Linked DNA regions of Homo sapiens: region 2 is linked to region 1. A link is an interaction called in ENCODE POLR2A ChIA-PET data of the cell type or tissue named here. Cell type or tissue: Caco-2. All regions are shown on one strand. Each heading gives the region's core, and the rest is flanking DNA. Links, peaks and the distances in the headings are about the cores only.

The links. Peaks named below come from ENCODE experiments on the same cell type or tissue, not always from the same donor. Only the 100,000 strongest peaks of a DNase experiment are listed, where the experiment ranks them.
Region 2: POLR2A ChIA-PET joins it to region 1 with 16 read pairs; 2 of 35 experiments call an interaction of 5 or more read pairs at or near these places.

Annotation. Positions count from the first base shown.
Region 1 is chr22:42,291,574-42,294,477 of GRCh38, forward strand. It overlaps a transcript of TCF20 not described here. Among named protein-coding and RNA genes, the nearest start is that of TCF20, 22 kb to the left of the region's middle. In Caco-2, for the core only: no CTCF peak of the experiment used is centred there; a DNase peak (open chromatin) is centred at 1,778.
Region 2 is chr22:42,223,676-42,226,579 of GRCh38, forward strand. The region is part of intron 1 of TCF20 (transcription factor 20); the gene reads right to left. Among named protein-coding and RNA genes, the nearest start is that of TCF20, 46 kb to the right of the region's middle. In Caco-2, for the core only: no CTCF peak of the experiment used is centred there; no DNase peak of the experiment used is centred there.

The sequences.
Region 1 (2,904 bases), core at 221-2,720:
AGAGAGCAGTTTTCCTGATGGTGCATGCAGCAAAGGCAGCCCCTGCATGGGGAATCAGAGGAGAGCAAGAAGGGTGTGGCTGAGAGGGGAACAGATGGGGTGCTGGGCAGGACTGCTGTGGATCCAGGTGGATCCTGACCCGGCTGCCTGGCCTAGCCCAGGCTGGGCAAAGGTGGAGTCCTGGGGCCACAAGATGCCTAGGAGGGGCCTCTTGAGCCAGGGTCTCCTGATTCTGGTCCAGAGCACAGATACACACAAAGGCAGCCCAGCCTAAAGAAGCAAGCAGAAGGGCTAGCGTGAGGGGGTGGGGCCCTACCCAATTCCTTTCCAGCACAGATTAAGAGCATCCAAGTTGAAACCACAGATGTGAGGGAGGAAGGTCAGGCCCCTGGCTCCATGATCCTCCCTGACAACAGCCAGCACCTATTGTCTCCTGCCCCTGTGGACCTGAGGTCTCTGACCTGGGTAAAAGCAGGCACCTCTCACACACCACCCCTCGTATGAGACCCGTGAGCACTAATGGGGCCTCACTCCCATTTCTTAGATAAAGAAACTTAGCACAGCACCCATAGGCCCTCCTGTCATGCTGGGCTCTCTGCCCATAGTCTCACAGGGTATGGACGAGGGTCAGCACCCCCATTTTGCAAGAAGAAAGCTCACCCAGGTCCCACGGCGGTAGTAGGCAATACCTTACAGTTCCCAGGGTTGGGCCTGCGTGTTCCGTGTCCTGATCCGCTGAGGCCCCAGTGCTAAAATCAGGCCACGTGCACTAGGTCAAGGATGCCACAGAAGGAGCCCTTTCTGGCCTCATCCTGCCCTGCAGTCCCCAAACATGGTTCTGTGCCCTGGACTCACTTGACAGATGAGGAATCCGAGGCAGAGCTGGGACTCAGCTAGGACCCAGCACATACGCTGAGGATAGGGACATAACAAGGGCTCAGCCTGGCCCTCAATGAGGTAACATCCTGCGTGTCAACTGTAACCAAGGTAGGTTGTGAGATGCCAGAAGAGTGGGCAGCACGGTGGCCTGGATAAATCCCAGAAGGCATCCCAGAAGAGGGGGTGTTTAAGCAGGAACTTGGAGGACAAGGAGGCCTGTTTGAGCTGCAAAGCAGCACACACCTGGGACACAGGACCCCACGGCTAGGAAGACAAGGCTCGGATTGGATTCTCAGGCCTCTCTGCTCCCAGCCAGCCCCTCTGCGCCTCCAGGGCCGGCCGAGCACTAGCCCAGGCCCAGGAGAATCTACTGAATGACCGGGTCTCAGCTTGAGCGGCACAGACACATGGCTGGTGTGACCCTTCCACTGTCCCCAGCGCTGGATACTAGATCCCACATCCCCCTCCCACTCTGTCCTGCCCACCAGGAGTGGCGGGGTTTGAATTTCAGGAGCTGGGCCTCATAGGCAGGGCAGAAAGGCCAGGGAGTGGGGCCCAGCTCTGGGGCAAGGCAGGGCAGGATACAAAGCCCCGGGGCCAGCTCCCAGCAGGAGGCCTCCTGGCCAGGCCCAAGCCCAGGAGGAGGCCAAGTGTCCTTCCTTGGCACCTTCCCTAAAAGATTCAATAGTGTAGTGTTGGCCCCCCAGCCCCTCGAATAGGGGGAAGATCCAAGGTCAGACCCAGCTTCTCCACTCCTGGCTGACTCTGAGCAAACTGCCACCCTGCTCCAGCCCCAGTGTGCTCAACTGAAACAGGAGCTGGATACACCTGTCTTGCAAGGTTATTGCCAGGATTCAGAGTATTGTCCCTAGGTGGGTGCCAAACAAAAAGGGCAAAGGTCAGCTCATTCCCTAGGGCTCGGCATTCAGACAGACCCAGGGGAATAAAACCAGGTGGTTTCCTGGAGGTGGGAATTCCCATTTGACCTCCTTTATCCTGCATGACTACCTGGGGAGGGTGGTTCTCATTCCACAAATGAGAGTCTGAGGACAGCGGGGTGAGGGGGCTCAGCCAAGGTCACAGAGCTCCCAATCTCAGGTGTCCCTGCCTGACTCTGTAAGGGGGTATCTTCAGGCTATGGGAAGGGGAGGGTAGGGAGGAGGCCTGGGGCACCTTAACCAGCCCACTGGCCAACCCTAGCCTAAGGGCAGGCCTGGGGAGGCAAGAGGCTTAGCCCCCAGCTTGGAGTAAGAAAAGAATGCCCTCAGGCTGGGCGCGGTGGCTCAGGCCTGTAATCCCAGCACTTTGGGAGGCCAAGGCGGGCAGATCACGAGGTCAGGAGTTTGAGACCAGCCCGACCAACATGGTGAAACACCGTCTCTACTAACATTACAAAAATTAGCCGGGTGTGGTGGCATGAGCCTGTAATCCCAGCTACTCAGGAGGCTGAGGCAGGAGAATCGCTTGAACCCTGGAGCCGGAGGTTGCAGTGAGGCAAAACTGCACCACAGCACTCCACCCTGGGCCACAAAGGGAGACTCCGTCTCAAAGAACGCCCTCAGCTGCCCATGTCTCCATTTGGGCTCTCACAGGGGCTTGTTTTGAAAGCCAGGAAGTGATAGAGCCCTAGGACAGGAGCCAGGAAGAGCCTGGGAAGTGGGAACATCCCCGCAGGGCCAGCCTCACAGTGGGGAATCCTCCCTCCCCACACACACACCCGCCAGCCCGCTCCACCCCGGTCACATCCTGCCACTGCACCTGCAGTGCGGTGCATTAATAGAGCACAAACCCTGCGTGCACTACACTGGCAGGCACCTGCCAATCTCAGCCCGCGACCCCGCCCTAGCCCCCTCTCCCGGAGGACAGATAATTCTCTTGCTCTCCCAGCCTGACAAAATAACTAATGCTAACTCAATAAAGTTCCCCTTGAAGGTTTTTAATTACCAGACTGTGCTGAAGACTAAAGACTCCAGGAGCGGGAGGGAGGCCAGGGAAGGCTGCTGGGGGTCGGCGTGGCAGAGGCAG
Region 2 (2,904 bases), core at 316-2,815, 68 kb before region 1:
TGGGAAGCATTTTAGAAAGGAATCTTGAGGAATCTTGCTAGAATTTAGTTGACTGCTTGTACCTAGATATATCTGTAACACCTGTATCGTTTGTTTTGTGTATGTGCAAATGTGGGATCTTCCTAAGTGTATCAAGCATAAAGATCTGCTCAGTGACTTAATATTTCATACTCTATGTCCTGTTTGCACATGGGCAGAGCCTATATTTTTCTCAGTGGCTAAAAGTTATCTTAGTGTAATAGGACTTCAGAATAAAATGAAGTGTAATGAAGGTGCTGGCTTCCTCCCTGACTTGGGAGATCAGAAGAGTCTGAAAGCAACTCAGAATTCGCAAGTCAGTTCCTTGTCTAGAAGGAAAGAAACCCACAAGAATGCTGCATATCTAAAAAGATTGCTTTCTGGGTGTCAAAACTCATATTAGCCATGTAAGCCATAAAAAATATCCACCTTGAATCATGACCAAATACATGCAGGCAAAAACTAGGGGGATAAATTTGTAACTATTACATTTCCTGGCCAGGCGCAGTGGCTCACGCCTGTAATACCAGCACTTTGGGAGGCCGAGGTGGGCGGATAACGAGGTCAGGAGATTGAGACCATCCTGGCTAACACAGTGAAACCCCGTCTCTACTAAAAATACAAAAAAATTAGTCGGGCGTGGTGGTAGGCACCTGTAGTCCCAGCTACTCAGGAGGCTGAGGCAGGAGAATGGCGTGAACCTGGGAGGCAGAGATTGCAGTGAGATCGCACCACTGCACTCCAGCCTGGGCAACAAGCGAGACTCTGTCTCAAAAAAAAAATTTCCTAAAAAATTTAAAAGATGATATCCCATCTGGTTAGGTTAGGCTAAAGCTGGTACAAAAAAAAAAAAAAAAAAAAAAAAAAAGCACCATAAATGATTATGACTCTTGGAAAAGAAAACTGGTAATAAAACAGTCAACCAAACAAAAAAACAAAATACCAACATATTCACTCCAGTAATATGTATTAGAAGAAAAAACTGGCAACAACCTATTTGAAAATTGATTAAACAAATTATGGTATATCCACTCAAAGAAATAGTACATAATCATTTTAAACAATTGCAAAGACTCTAGCACCATAGAAAATTACATAGTATCAGATGAAAAGAGCAGCTCACGTAAACTTATACCTGTGCTATGATTATAACTATCTGAAAATGAGGCATTCATTTAGTCCCAGGCCAAAGGGAATAATGGAGAAAAAAGGAAAACTTCTGGACTATCCAAGATGGCAGTGTTGTGGAAGTATTTTTTCCCCTTTTCATTTCTATTTACATTAATTTTTGTGTAGGAAATAATCACTTTTTTTTTTTTTTTTTGAGACAGAGTCTTACACTGCACTGCTGGAGTGCAGTGGTGCAATCTTGGCTCACTGTAGCCTCTGCCTCCCAGGTTCAAGCAATTCTCCTGCCTCAGCCTCCCAAGTAGCTGAGATTACAGGTGCCTGCCACCACGTCCGGCTAATTTTTGTATTTTTAGTAGAGACAGCATTTCGCCATGTTGGCCAGGCTGGTCTTGAACTCCTGACCTCAAGTGATCCACCTGTCTTGGCTTCCCAAAGTGCTGCGATTACAGGGTGAGCCACAGTGCTCAGCCAAAATGTCATTAACCTCATTTAAAAATTACAACCCTTAGGCCGGGCGCGGTGGCTCACACCTGTAATCCCAGCACTTTGGGAGGCCGAGGCGGGTGGATCATGAGGTCAGGAGATCGAGACCATCCTGGCTAACAAGGTGAAACCCCGTCTCTACTAAAAATACAAAAAATTAGCCGGGCGCGGTGGCGGGCGCCTGTAGTCCCAGCTACTCGGGAGGCTGAGGCAGGAGAATGGCGTGAACCCGGGAGGCGGAGCTTGCAGTGAGCCGAGATTGCGCCACTGCAGTCCGCAGTCCGGCCTGGGCGACAGAGCGAGACTCCGTCTCAAAAAAAAAAAAAAAAAAAAAATTACAACCCTTGAACTATCTCAACAGTATCAGAGCTTTATCTGTTCCTACTGACAGCAAAGTGCTGCTCTGCCCAAGGGAAAGAAATAGAGGCACAGGGGACCCCACAAGTCAGAAGCAGGAGGGAAGGGAGGAGCCTGCCAGACAGGACCTCTACTTCAGGAAACCTGGTGCCAATGCCACACACAGGGTTGTTGGACACCACAGTGCCCAGGCAAGTGTGCACACAGGGTCACTAGCTCAAAATTATTTTTTGAGAATCAGGCCTAAAGTCAGCTGAATTCCAACCCACAGTCGGCAGGCCTATTATTAGGCATAATTTCAAACAGCCAAGAGGCTGCAAGCATCCTATATCCACCACATGCTTCTGTAACTCTGCAAGGAGATGCTATAAATCTGCTCCTGAGCAGACCAAAGGCACCTGGGCCCTATCCTGGCCCCACCCCCACTCCATGGCTATCTGTCTTATTTTCACAGGGGCATCCCAAGATCACTTCAGATGACCACATATGTGAGCAGGATGGCCAAACAGTTCCCAAAAAGGGGGCAGGAGAAGGGTGGGAGCAGGACATCTCTGGGGCTAGCTAGAGGCTCCTGTGGGATTTTCTTAAATGCTGAGCGTAGGGGCTTCTGAGATGTCATTGAATATATTTTTTCATTCAAAGGTTGTATTAATACATAATTTCTAAACCTTCAGAGGCAAAAGGGAGGTAATTAGTGTTGCCACTTATAGGCTAAAAGGATGTTCCATTTTATAATTCATTCAAATATAATTTTGAGGCCGGGCCTGGTGGCTCAAGCCTGTAATCCCAGCACTTCGGAAGGCTGAGGCAGGCAGATCACACCTGAGGTCAGAAGTTCAAGACCAGCCTGGCCAACATGGTGAAATGCTGTCTCTACTAAAAATACAAAAACTGGCCACATACGGTGGCGGAAAC